Regions from separate parts of the Homo sapiens genome. Here region 1 is linked to region 2. Evidence: read pairs that join two places in POLR2A ChIA-PET (ENCODE). Cell type or tissue: OCI-LY7. All regions are shown on one strand. Each heading gives the region's core, and the rest is flanking DNA. Links, peaks and the distances in the headings are about the cores only. Region 1 overlaps REEP3 (receptor accessory protein 3). Region 2 holds the start of LOC107984238 (a long non-coding RNA gene).

The links. Peaks named below come from ENCODE experiments on the same cell type or tissue, not always from the same donor. Only the 100,000 strongest peaks of a DNase experiment are listed, where the experiment ranks them.
Region 1: POLR2A ChIA-PET joins it to region 2 with 6 read pairs; 19 of 35 experiments call an interaction of 5 or more read pairs at or near these places.

What each region holds. Positions count from the first base shown.
Region 1 is chr10:63,616,481-63,623,640 of GRCh38, forward strand. It overlaps REEP3 (receptor accessory protein 3), which reads left to right. Exons shown (of 8, transcript NM_001001330.3): 7 at 3,175-3,320; 8 at 4,333-7,160. The coding sequence ends at 4,389. The region is part of intron 1 of LOC105378329 (a long non-coding RNA gene); the gene reads right to left. Among named protein-coding and RNA genes, the nearest start is that of REEP3, 99 kb to the left of the region's middle. In OCI-LY7, for the core only: no CTCF peak of the experiment used is centred there; no DNase peak of the experiment used is centred there.
Region 2 is chr10:63,700,058-63,707,605 of GRCh38, forward strand. It overlaps LOC107984238 (a long non-coding RNA gene), which reads right to left and starts at 302. Exons shown (of 3, transcript XR_001747468.2): 1 at 226-302. RefSeq lists an enhancer at 6,856-7,548. In OCI-LY7, for the core only: no CTCF peak of the experiment used is centred there; DNase peaks (open chromatin) are centred at 3,204 and 4,584; H3K27ac peaks cover 680 bases.

The DNA.
Region 1 (7,160 bases), core at 2,161-7,160, 83 kb before region 2:
TGGAGTAATGAATCAATCCATCACTTTTCCTGAAGCTATAATTAGATAGCTAATAAGATTTTTTTTAGCTGGAATTAGGAAAAAAGAAAAGAATAAGATGTATAATCAGCTTTTGAATGAAATTCCAATTCCTAATCATACAAAATGAGAGGCAGTTAAAATAGCAAGGACTGGGTTTGTTGAACTGTGCTCTTATGCTACATTTGTGGCCTTAGAGAAATTGTTTATCACAGTTACTTCCTTTCTGACTTTTTCCTTGATTCCTCATTCTGTTTTACCATATTAGGATCAGGAATACTATATAAGCAAACATCAATAGGAAAAAAAATCTAGAAATGACAACCTAAACCTGAAGCCTGGTTTATTTTTCTCAATTATAAAATAAACATTTTTTAAAAATAAGAATTTGGCAAGTAAAAAAAGAAAAAATGAAAAAATTTAAAATCACCTGAAAGCTCACTTCCATGAGATATAATCCTTTCATTTATGTTTTTCCTTTGTTTGTTTCTATATGTACATTTTTTTTTTCCACACTTAATATTGCTTCAGGAGCTTTTTTCCAGGACCACTGATCCATCCCCTTCCTTGCCACACTGGCCTCCTTGCAGTTCTTCCAAGCAATCCCCAAGCCCTAGCTACTCTCCTCACTGCCTCTGTGCATGCTGTTTCTTCCACCCGGAACACACACACTTCCTTGGACCACTGCAAGAAAACAAAGGATCTTGGCCTAAATAAGGACTGATTCCACTTCCAAATCTCCTCTGACTTCTAGCCTAGAAGTCTAAGAACATAAAATTATACCTGACTAATATACAATGCAAGTTGCTTATGTTATTATGAGAGTAACAAGCTTATTAACAACTCTTTGTAGTTTGCTTAGTGTTTCTCAAATTATTCGTGTCTTAGAAGAGCAGACCAATAAACATGTATTCAATTTTTTTAATATGTATATTTTTTGAAACAGGCTATAATGCAGTGGCATGATCACAGCTCACTGCAGCCTTGACTTCCCAGGCTCAGGTGATCCTCCTACCTCAGCCTTTGGAGGAGCTGGGACTACAGGTGCACAACACCATACCCGGCTAATTTTTGTATTTTTTGTAGAGAAAAGGTTTTACCATGTTGCCCAGGCTGATCTCAAACTCCTAAGCTTAAGCGAACCACCTGCCTTGACCTCCCAAAGTGCTGGCATTACAGGCATGAGCCACCAAAGCCCACCCCAGTTTTATTTTTTATCAGCATGAGCCACCAAAGCCCACCCCAGTTTTATTTTTTATCACATGCACGGAATCTATCCCGTGCCTTCTCCTAAGCCTGGAAATCCTTCTACTCTTTTTTTTTTTTTTTTTTTTTTTTTTTAAAGAGATGGAGTCTTGCTCTGTCACCCAAGCTGGAGTGCAGTGGTGCAATCTCAGCTCACTGCAACCTCCACCTCCTGGGTTCAAGCGATTCTCCTGCCTCAGCCTCCCAAGTAGCTGGGATTACAGACTCCTGCCACCACGCCCAGCTAATTTCTGTGTTTTTAGTAGAGTCGGGTGTTTCACCATGTTGGCCAGGCTGGTCTCGAACTCCTGACCTCAGGTGATCCGCCCACCTTGGCCTCCCGAAGTGCTGGGATTACAGGTGTGAGCCACTGCGCCTGGCTGTAAGTCCTTCCACTTTCTCCTCACCTGACAATTTAAGTATTTATGCTCCTTATGCTCCTTATTTTTATTAAAGGAGAATTTATAACTTCATGGGGATTTCTTTCCTTCTTCTTTTTTTTTTTTTTTTTTTTTTTTTTGAGATGGAGTCTCGCTCTGTCACCCAGGCTGGAGTGCAGTGGCGCGATCTCAGCTCACTGCAAGCTCCGCCTCCCGGATTCATGCCATTCTCCTGCCCCAGCTTCCCGAGTAGCTGGGACTACAGGCGCCTGCCTCCATGCTTGGCTAATTTTTTTTGTATTTTCAGTAGAGACAGGGTTTCACCATGTTAGCCAGGATGGTCTTGATCTCCTGACCTCATGATCCACCCGCCTGGGCCTCCCAAAGTGCTGGGATTACAGGCGTGAGCCACCATGCCCGGCCTCTTCATGGGGATTTCTAATCTCACCCCTTTCTTTATAACCTACTTAGTACTCTGGTTGTCTGAGACTTGGGCCCCTGTCTTGCTGTCTCCAGCATCCTCAGGCAGTGGTTCTCAAAGTGTGGACCACAGACCATGAGCACAAGCATTACCTGGGAACTTGTCAGAAATGCAGATTCTCAGCCCCACCTCAAATCTGCTGAATCAGAAATTCTGGGGTTGTCAGAACTTGTATTAACAGGTTCTCAAGGTAACTCTGACGTGCTCAAGTTTGAGAACCTCAGCTTCAGGGTTGGAAGAGTTTTCGTCCTTGAGGCCAAGCCTCAAGATGCTCTCAGACTTCCTGACTGTGTGGATGTTTGCATATTGGCCCGTAGTAAGTCTTTATAGCTACACATAACAGCCTTCTAGCATACTCGCGTGATCTCTCACTGATCTGCCTGATTCTATTTTCTTTGACTAGTATCTGTCACACAGTCTGTGGTACTTCTAATTACTGCAGCCTACCTGGCTGGGTTTTATCTCAGCAACTGCAATAGCAGCTAACATCCCCATCCTCATCACCTGCCCCCAGTGACCTTATTTTGCCCAAAGTTCTAGCCCCCTGGGGTCTTCCTCAATGCCTTAAGTAAACCCTACCATTCCCAGTCTTGACAAAAGATACGACACATAGAACGGAAAAGCCTTAATTCCTAATTCAAGGCAAAAGTGCAAATGACAGACTAAAACACAAATGCTTGGGTTGAATTCATGAAGAGGAGGAAAGGTGGGAAGAGACTTTTTGCTCTATATCTATTTATATTCTTGAATTTTTTAACAAGATGGTGTGTTACCTACTCAAAAATAAATTATTTTATAATTATTTTTAAAAATGCATAGTAAAAATAAGAATGATCAGGGAAAATTTCCTGGAGGAAATGAGTTATGAGTTTCACCTGGAATAGTGCGAGGCAAAGCTTAATGATAAAGGGCATGGAGCACATTCCAGATGCAAAAAGAGTAACTGGGGGAAATGCAAACCATACAAAGAACTGTACACAGATGGGTCAAAGAGCCGGCGCTGACTGGTGTCCTTTTACCAAAACATGCTGTTTTTGACAACTTGTTTAGGTTATGGAATTCCACTGAAAGACGGAGATGAGAAAACAGATGAAGAAGCAGAGGGGCCATATTCAGATAATGAGATGTTAACACACAAAGGGCTTCGAAGATCGCAAAGCATGAAATCTGTGAAAACCACCAAAGGCCGCAAAGAGGTTGGTTAAGTGTAGAGCTGTTTTCCTAATGATTAGTGAAGGATTTCCCTGCTGTGTTATCATTTAGGATATTAATGATCCATAAATGAAGGATTGGAATGGTAGAACAGCAGTTTGATTTTTTTTTTTTTTTTTTTTTTTTTTAGTTTTTGGGGATAGAGCTTTTTTGCTTTGTCAACCAAATTGGAGTGCAGTGTGGCGTAATCACAGTTCACTCAAACTCCTGGGCTCAAGCAGTCCTCCCACCTCAATCTCCCAAGTAGCTGGAACTACAGGCACATGCCACCGCACCTGGCTAATTTTTTCATTTTTTGTAGAGACAGGGTTTCACCATGTTGCCCAGGCTGGTCTTGAACACCTGGCCTCAAGCAATCCTCTCGCCTCCGCCTCTCGAAGTGCTGGGATTCCAGGCGTGAGCCACCTCACCTGGCCAGCAGTTTATATTTAAAATTCTTTATTCAGATCAATGTATCAGGATATCAGGAAATTTTGAAAATGGTAAACTCTTAATCTTCTGCTATACGTAGAAAATGGCATTCTCATTTAGCAAATCACATAGTTCAAATACCCAGTCCCAGCCCTATGCATAAACAAAGAAAGCAATGAATAAAATTAACCACACAGTTTTGCTTTCAACTAATGCTACATGAAGATTAAATAGTAAACAGTTAACCATAATAACATATTGTCTTTATACCCAGAAAGCAGTGGAGGACTGTGAATGGCCTCTGATCATTATAATCAATGTTCATTGACATTGTACTAAGCAAAACATAAATAATAGGATTAATGTTTTTATGTTATTAGTAATAATCTGTAACATATATCTAAATATTACCAACTACATTTTTTATGAGTTTATAAGTAGTGCTGTCTTATATACATTTATTAAGAGAATTCATTCTTTATATCAAAAAGGTAAAAAAATTACTATGATTATGAACTATTAAATCTGATGTAATTTTTTAAAGTAATCATCTAATTCTTAATAATAAAACATTTCTCTCTTCAGGTGCGGTACGGGTCACTAAAATACAAAGTGAAGAAACGACCACAAGTGTATTTTTAGTCATCTACACGTCAAATATCCCAAGACAGATTATGCTAAATACATCGACTTCATCTTCTAACATGATATATTCAGGATTTACACATTAAAATGATTATTTAAATTGTGGCAGTGATGGGGTTTACTTTCATGAATTTAAATTGTTTTTATTTCTGTAACAATTGCTTCCAAATATTGACTACTAAAGGCAGTTCTGCAAGATGTACTAAATATGTATATTAGAAATTATAGAAAATCATGTTGTCCGTTTTCAAATTCATCAACAGCCTAGAGTGCCTGAGATATAAGATGAAACACAAATCCACAGTATACTTGAAAGGAGCCTTTTTACGGTTCAGGATAAATCAGCCTTTGTGATGTACTGTGTTTACCTCCTTTTGTGTTGTATCTGGTAATTAAATAGGCCTCAGATTCAGCAGTGACATAACAAGGACATAATGTAAGATAATAAAGTAGGTTTTATATATTCTTTAAATTTTTACTTATATAATACTTTCTAGTTTTTCCACCATCAGCTGAAAGTTTTTGAAACAAATATTTGAAAACCAGGTATCCACACATAGCACTTTTATTCCTGACTAGTTTTGCACACTTGAAAATTGTTTACTTATTTTACAACTGTTTTACTGATGCTATCTTTATTGTTTTTGCCGTATTCTGACATGTCAAATCTATGCCTTGAATTATATCATCTCTTTTCCTGTGGGTTTCATTTGTTAAATTCATTGGATTTTAATAATATAAAAGTATAGCTAATTGTTCAGTTTTAACTATTTTTAATTATCTTCTTAACAAATAAGAAGTTGCTTTAAACATTAACCAATTTTCTATATTTAGCTATACAGAGTAATTGAACTTAACATGTTTTTGTCAACACCAATTACATTTTCAGCTTTTAAAAATGGTAGCTTTTGTGAAATAGAATCAGTGACCAGTATAGCACTTAGATCCCTTCTAACTCATATAATTTTTCTCAGCCAATCCATTCACAAGCTTGGCATTGACATGTGCTGCTAGTTTATAAACTGGCATTGACGAAAATCATTTGAATCTCTTCTGGCTGAGATAATTTGCCAATGCAAAATACAGTTGTCATTAATCCTGCACATTAGAAATTATTAGAAACATATTACTTTTTAACTTTAAATCTCAAAGAGATTTTGAGTTATTGAATTCTTAAGGCTTTCTTAGCTTGAACTGATAACTATGCATTATGAACCCTAAGTCAATATATTTTTGGTGGTTTTAGTGATCAGTAATCAAATTTGTACTTATTATGCTTGTTCAGGTAATTTACTTGACTGTTCTATTTGTTTGTCCAAAAGATAAAATGATGAGAGAGATTCGAGAGGTCTTTGATCTGTCTCCCTTTTAAGAAATGAAGCCAGCTGGTAATGTATATTCAGGACTTCCTCAGAGTATTGGCCAAGAACATAATGTTTACACAGGAGTACCTTGGTATAATGCATACATTGTCTCATGATACTAGTCATAAAATATTTTATGGATTATTTCACATTCTTCATATATAACAAGTAAAATTAATTCAGTTTTCTTCTCCCAACGTTTAATTCTGAATAACTCTATCTACTTTACCCTAATTTTTAGCCTCTTAATTTCTGGAAGGACTCTAATTTCTATTCCAAATTTCTATGAATTCTAATTGTAAATTATCGGAACAGAGTTTTATTTATATGACCTGGTACTAGACTTCTTAATATAACTGTTACACTGTCCTTGTCTTTCCTACTCAAAGACAGTATCATCTGAAGTTGCCTAATAAGGTCATGTGAGTCAAGAACTTTATCTGTGGGAGCTGATTTGCACCATTTTACCTTTTTTTTTTTTTTTTTTTTGAGACGGAGTCTTGCTCTGTCACCAGGCTGGAGTGCAGTGGCGCGATCTCGGCTCACTACAACCTCTGCCTCCCGGGTTCGAGCGATTCTCCTGCCTCGGCCTCCCGAGTAACTGGGTCTACAGGCCCGTGCTACCACGCCCAGCTAATTTTTGTCTTTTTAGTAGAGACAGGGTTTAACCATGTTGCCCAGGATGGTCTCCATCTCTTGACCTCGTGATCCGCCCGCCTCGGCCTCCCAAACTTCTGGGATTACAGGCGTGAGCCACCGCACCCAGCCACCATTTTATCTCTCTAAAGTCTGGTCCCAGTATTAAACCTATTCTTTAGTAAACTCATATTACTGTTCTAAATTGAAGAAATTATTTATTACTCTGTACTTCTAGACTCAAAATTCTTTATCAAAGATAGTCTCAAAGAGGTAGTACAAGTCCTGTTTAACTGCACTTTTTCACATTCACAGTGCTTCCTCTGATATCTTTCCTTACATCATTATACACTGTTGATATCATTTTACTCTTCTTTCTCTTCTACATTTCTTAAATTTTGGTTCTTTTCCTGTACATGTGTTTTAGCGGGGCCCTTTTCTTTGAACTTTGTCTAATTAGCCTGTACATTTTTGTTTCTTTTAAGGTAGAACAGATCTTTTTTTGTTTCTCCTTTTAAGTCTACTGGTTTTAAAAGAGGTAAATGTATCCATAGACCACAGTGCCTTGCTTTTTCCTCTGCCAGCACATGGAGCACGGGATTAGATGCACAAACCTATTTAGGGAACTATTTTGGTAGATGTTTGAGTTTATACAGAAATTGCAGCTGGTATTTTATTTTGCTGTACATTTACTCAACTTGTCCATTAGTATTTAACTATTTCCAGAGTTTGTTTAGGAGTAAGAATTGACCCATTCGTTAGTTTACC
Region 2 (7,548 bases), core at 1,112-6,111:
TTCCTGCTTGAAGAATCAAAGTTGTGTCTATGAAATCAGATTAAAACCATTAACAATTATTTTTTATGTCTGCAGTCTTAGAAAATTTAAATAAATATTTGTCCCTAGGTAACAGACAAGAAAACTGAGATACAGAGAGATTTATATGCCACCTAACATCAAAACCTAGAGCCCTTCTGAGAGATCATATTCCCTTGTACGATACTTGGTCAGTGAGTCACTAACCTCCATCACACAGGCCAGGCTGGCTCTTGCAGTCCCGGGAGTAACACAGTAATGTCAGTGGGTATGAATAGTTTGAGTCTCAGATCACTCAGCTGGGAGATGATATTTAGAACGATGGCTCAAAAACAATTCTGACCAAGCAAAGCATTAGTCAGCTTGGGAAAAACTTTATGGGTTGGGAAGAACTTCTCAGGGAGGGAGAAGTAACAGTATATTCTATTCATCCCAGGAGGACCATTGCCATAAATCCGTGAGGAAAGGATTTGTTTTGGACCTACACAGAGAAAAGGGAGGCAGTAAGGAAAAGCAAGCTGGATTGGGAGTTAGAAGACTATTTCTAGTTTAACTCTGCCAAATACTTAGCACAGGGCAAACTAGATACCCTTTCTGGCCTTCATTTCTTTATCTCTAAGATGGAAAGATAAGACTAGATGATCTCCAAACTTCTTTAAGCTCTGACATCTACTGGATTTCTTCCAAAAGCACAAACTGTTTCCTGTGCCACAGAGGTCATTCAGAGGCTTCTCCTTATTTTTCAAAATGAATCCTAAACAATTAGAGTGATTTCTCTTCTCATGGTTCCCGTCACCCCTCCTCTGTGTTCTCTTGAGCTTATGAATACCTCCCTATAAGTAGCCTCATCACAGCCTACTTTGTATTATAAAGAATATTATGTTTTCCTGTTGTGGGCTTTTGGCAAACAGTAACCAAGTAATTAATTTTAGGCTCTTCTAAAGCATGTAGTGAATGCTGCCTTCCCCTTTGTTTATTAGAATTGCATATTCAGGAAATTACAAGTCTATGATTGCTCAATATTTCAAGTATTACTGTTTCTCAGATTTTCAGTGCAAATGATTGAATAATTATTCCCTGTGTAACTTTCATGATACTATGCAAATACAGAACTCCTTTGCTTATGTGTACAATTATTGGTTCATAATTTTTTTATTAAGAGAGTAGCAATTTATATATGTATATGATTATGTGTTTGTATATATAAATATAGATATAGATATAGATATAGATATAGATATAGATATCTTTTTTCTCCTGTACCAGTATATATTTCCTTGGCTTCAATAATTGGCATTTTTTTTTTTTTGAGATGGAGTCTCGCACTGTCACCCAGGCTGGAGTGCAGTGGCACAATCTTGGCTCAATGCAACCTCTGCCTCCTGGGTTCAAGCAATTCTCCTGCCTCAGCCTCCCAAGGTAGCTGAGATTACAGGTGCCCACCACCACACCTGGCTAATTTTTGTATTTTTAGTAGAGACAAGGTTTCCCCATGTTGGCCAGGCTGGTCTTGAACTCCTGACATCAAGTGTTCCACCTGCCTTGGCCTCCCAAAGTGCTGGGATTACAGGTATGAGCCACCGCACCTCGCCGGCAATTTTTATATAATGTTTTTCATTTTTATGCTGGAGCCCACCTCACTTTTTCCAAGTCCTTCTTACATGTTGCTCATTATAAGGCCCTTATGAAGAATTTGAAAGTGGAAAGTGTTCTTCCAGGTCATCTCTGATCTAACCCCTTATTTTATGTTGAGAAAACAAAGGCCCAGAGAGTTTAAAATGTCACTGCCGGTCATAGCCAAGGGTGAGCTAGAACTGATGCGTCTCAATTTCCAGCCCAATGACTGTTTCTCTGCTATAGCACAGTAATATTTATGGACATATCACATAAAACATATCTATTTATATAAGTATAAGCATAAGAATATTTATGTTTGGTTTACATTCTCTTACAGAAAGGTAGAGAAATTCAGGTATATATTTTTTCTCTTGAATGTCTTAGAGATTTGCATCTTTATGAATATTATTCATTGGTTGAAGAAAACATTGCTAAGTAAGTAGAAGATATGTATCCTGTTTCTTTAGAAGCCTATTTCATGCTGTGCCAAGGGGATAGAGTACAAGTGCTGGTTAATAATTTATAGTATATATTCATCTCCATTCCTCTTTGACTAAAATATTAATTCCCCATTGATCATCATTATTTGCTTTTTGCCCAGGCAATATGCAATGTGCAGAGAGTTTGATGAAAGGGTTATTTCCTAATCTCATCATGCCCCCTGTGCTCTGCCAGTAATTTACTGACTTTATTTACTTGTGGTAATGAGCACACCACGTAGAGTGTGCCAGCTGCTGGGATTGTCCTGGGTGCCTTCTTTCTAAGGCAGGATGATGTAAAAAGCACAGATGTTTTTCTAATTTAGCATCTGCAGCATGTGCTTGCATTTATATTACATTTTTCATGGAACAATGCAGGTGAATATATAATATAAAAAACCACACTGGGTGCAGTGGTGTGCGCCTGTAGTCCCAGCTACTCAGGAGGGTGAAGCCCAAGGATCCTTTGAGCCCAGATGCTTGAGACCAGTGTCTACAACATAGCAAAACCCCATCTCTAAAAAAATAAAAATAAAAAATCTCAGCTTGATTTAATAAAATGAGTTTATTTAAAATATCTCGAGAAGTGTTTGGAGGGTGTATGTGTATTTAGGCTTGTTTAAAAAAACAACAGGTCCTGGAAGATGGGGCATAGAACATTTGGTTTAATGGCTTAGAAATTGTATAATTCTAGAATTTGTATAATTTTTGTATATATAGATATTTTTGTATATATGCTTACACTGTGTGTACTATATATATATATATATAATTTGTGTAATTTTTCATAATTTATAATCCAGGCAACAGAAGAAATCTAGTATGTAAGCCATCCTTTACTATATATGCTAAAGGAGAGAGGCTTTTTATATTTGAATTGGTAACAAGGAAGTCAATCTGCAAATCATTCTTTGTTTATGTGAAGTGCAGTTTTCAACTTGTATTTGTCTAAGAATATCTGCCTTTCCAAAATGTGAGCATTTCCACTAGACTGTGAAGCCATGGGGGTAACTGATGAAGGAGGAACTAGCTCTTGTCCCACTTCCTCTTTGGGCTACTAGTTCATTCCCTTTCTATGCCTTGCTGAGTTGGGAATTGATTGCATCATCCTCACACCAGTAGACCTATGGGCTAGCTCCTCTCGCCCCTTCTCTTTCTGACTTTCATCTCTGCCTTCCTCTTTTTAAAAAATATAAACATTTCTGCTTTCATCTTCTCCCACTACCTCTTTAAAACCTTCTGCTAATATAAATGAACTCAAGAACTGCAAGAGCTCTTGGCACACTGAGTTTATGGGCTGCACCGCATGTCCATCACATACTCGTATTTTTTTCATAGTTGAGCCAATGGTATGACAACCATGGGGTGTTTGGTTGCTTATAACACACTTCAAGGACAGTGGATTCATATTACGATTGCTCTTGCTCAGATGGTGGCCCAGTTCTTCCTGAGGTAAATCTGTTTGAAGAGTCATCTAAGCAATTCCTGCATATTGGGGGCGAGGAGGAGACAGTCTTTGTGTTCTAGGCTCGAATATCGTAACTGCCCTACTTGGCAAGTCACCATTTAATATATCAATTCTTCATGTATATATGTATCAATTAGGATCTAGCAAAGAAATCAGAAACCACTTTAAGTATTTACAAGAGAAGAAATTCAATTTGGGTACAGGAATTGTTTACACAGGTGCTGGAGAAGCTGGAAGCCAAACGGGTTTATCAACAGAAAAAGAAGTGAAAGAGGTAAGGCCCCAGGAGCCAGGGTCAGCTGGCAGTGGCTAGAACCACGGCAGGCCTGCCCAGCAGGAGCTGAAGCCAGAGAAGGGACCTGTCTGTCACCTGAGAAACCATCCAAGGTGGAGGAGCTGTGGCTTCAGGCTTCTTCCCACTCCTCATCTCCTCTACACTCCCAAGCCTGCGCCTCACATTGCCCAATCACAGAGGGCAGCCAGTGACACTGGAGCTCAGGAAAGGCAACCTGTTGAGGTCAGCTCCTCGTTGAAGAACATATAGATCGGAGCTGGATGGTCAGTGAGGCGGGAGGGGAGGCATAGGAAATGGAAAGGAGAAGAATGGGTCATATTGTGAAGAGGCTCAAGACACACATAAAAGTCACCATCTGACCCTGAGTCTCTTGATCCCCATTACTGGTGAAATCTGAGTGCAGGTTTAGGAATCCAAGTGGGCAAGGATCACGAATCTGAAGGTTTTCCAGAGGCTCCCTGTGGTTCTTGGAGTACCTGTTTAAGCTCCCTTCTCTTTAGGACTTTCTGGTTTTTCTCCTCTTGCCAACTGCCTACACCACTACTTCCTTGTTTAAACTTTCCCTGCCATCACTGGTCAGAATTATATGGGTTTACCAGGGAAAACCTGAAACCTTCTTCAGCTAGCTCACAGCCTTGGTTGAAGGTTAGATTAATCAAGTCAAGGATGTTGATGTCTTCACAAGTGTTGCTTAAGCCTTAGAGGTGGGATCAGGTCTTCTTCAAACACCTGCACAGGAAATGATCCCTGAGTGCTATGCTGGGCTTTTTGCTCCACTGTCAAGCGCTCATCACATACCACCAAATATTTTAATTATGTGTTTAATGTCTTTGCAATTCTACTAAAATGTAGATTTCTTGAGGATAAAGCCTGTACCCTATGGAACTTTACATCCCAGAACACTGTGCTACTCAAATATTAGGTATTGAAGTTTTTGATCAATCGAGAGGTAGAGATCCATCAAACAGAAAAGATAAGCTCTAATCTCTGTGGTTTTGGGTAAATTAGTCTAAAGTCTCTGAGCCTTATTTTAATGATTTTTAAGATAGGATTTTAAAGCATTCTTCTGTGACCTGTTGTTTCAAGTACAACACAAGTAACTAGAGGGCAAGGACAATATCTTATGTTTTTATGTAGAGCATCTAGCACATTGTCCTGCACAAATAAGATGCTCAGTACATGTTTAGTGAGGAGCGCAAATAAGATGCTCAGTACATGTTTAGTGAAGAAAAATTGAAAACAAGATTGGCCAACCTGCAATGTGGATAAGCCTTTTTTTTTTTTTTTTTTTTTTTTTTGAGACAGAGTCTCACTCAGTTGACCAGGCTGGTGAAGTGCAGTGGTGCGATCTTGGCTCACTGCAACCTCCACCTCCTGGGTTCAAGCGATTCTCCTGCCTCGGCCTCCTGAGTAGCTGGGATTAGAGGCACATGCCACCACGCCTGGCTAATTTTTGTATTTTTAGTAGAGATGGGATTCACCATGTTGGCCAGGCTGGTCTTGAACTCCTGACCTCAGGTTGTCCACCCACCTCGGCCTCCCAAAATGCTGGGATTACTGGTGTGAGCCACCACACCCAGCTGGATAAGCTTTTAAAATTTTTACATTCTTTAAAATTTTTCTATTTCTGGCCAGGTGCAGTGACTCATGCCTGTAATCCCAGGACTTTGAGAGGCCGAGGCGGACGAATCACCTGAGGTCGGGAGTTCAAGACCAGTCTGACCAACCTGGAGAAACCCCGTCTCTACTAAAAATACAAAATTAGCCAGGTGTGGTGGTGCGTGCTTGTAATTTCAGCTACTCAGGAAGCTGAGGCAGGATAATCACTTGAACCCAGGAGGCAGAGGTCACGGTGAGCCAAGATGGCGCCACTGCACTCCAGCCTGGGCAACAAGAGTGAAACTCCGTCTCAAAAAAAATTTTTTTTTTCTATTTCTGTTTATTATATTTAAACAGTAAGAGTAACTTAGGAATCTACTTATCAGGGATTGCAAACTCAAATGCCTACCAGAATCAAGTAAGTAATGTGAAATGGACCTGGTTAAGACAAAAGGGAATATAGTTGGCTCTCCATATTCTCGGGTTCTGCATCCACAGATTCAAGCAACCATAGATTGAAAATAACTCAGAAAAAAACCTCCATTAAAAAAAGATACAACAAAAAAATTTATACACATTTAAAAATACAATATAACAAATATTTACATTGCATTTATATTAAATACTACAAGTAATCTACAGGTAAAGTATGCGAAGGATGTGTGTAGGTTATATGAAAATACTACACTATTTTAAATAAGGGACTTGAGCAGCTATGGACTTTGGTATCCACAAAGGCCCTGGAACTAATCCCCCATGGTCGCCAAGGAGAGACCGTAGTGGGGGCTGTGGTGAACTGGAGATTATTGAAAAGAACATTAAATGTCCTCACTAAAGGGAGCAGCAGATATTCTGTCCTAATCAATTACTGTCATATGGGAGAATGGCTCCAATGTTGTCAGAACTTAAGGATATGTATTTTTTAATATTTATTTATTTATTTTGAGATGGAGTCTTGCTCTGTGGCACAGGCTGGAGTGCAGTGGCGCCATCTCAGCTCACTGCAACCTCCACCTCCTGGGTTCAAGCGATTCTCCTGCCTCAGCCTCCCGAGTAGCTGGGATTACAGGCGCCCACCATCACGCCTGGCTAATTTTTGTATTTTTAATAGAGACGGGGTTTCACCATGTTGGCCAGGCTGGTCTGGAACTTCTGACCTCAGGTTATCTGCCCACCTTGGCCTCCCAAAGTGATGGGATTACAGGTGTGAGCCAGCGTGCCTGGCTTGAACTTAAGAATATGTATAAAATTTCTCTGCGTTTGTGGCTAGATTAGCCAGTTAGGAGATTCTGCTAGTATCAATGCACGCATTAAAAAATAATCCCTTGTATATTCCCAGGTGTTAATGTTAACATTTCTTATAAAGGCACTCATTTAAGATGCTTTGGAAATTAAGACATGGTTTTGGAACTTTAATTTTTCCCGTCTTCCTTTCCAGTTTTAACTGGAATACTTTATTAGTGCAGCTCTCTGTTGCATTCAGTTTACTTGCGGAGGTGGCATAACCATAAGGCAAAAAAGAGAGCTGTTAGCTATTGCTGTGCTTTGACTTTTTATTGATGAAAGCACTAACTGGGTAGTTGTTTTTTTTCAGATTATTTTCTACAACGATTATTATATAAGTAATGATAGGCTTTCAATCAATTATCTAAAAATTGCTTACATGTAGAGACTACAAAGATTATGGATATGCTAATGTTTAGATGTGGTTAGCTCAGATAAGTGCAACACACTGTTGGCAAGGCTGGGCTTGAGTTCTTGTGGCAAAACAACCAGTTAATTTCAGACACAGAAATCCTCTGTGTACCAGCAGAGAGTAATGGCTCAAGCAGAGCCACTTGAGTTTCATAAGACCTACTCCAATTTGCTGTTGATTTGATCTTGAGGGGAGCTAATAAAGGTAGTAAATGAGTCATTTTCCAGCATGATATAACTAGAATTGGTTCTTGGCCCAGAAAGATGTGAGTCAGTTTAGTCCTGACTCAGTTCCCAGTATGATGCACAGTGACTCATTTCCCTATGTGATGTCATGTTTGTTCCTTATAAGATTTGACCTCCTCATTGTTTTGTTG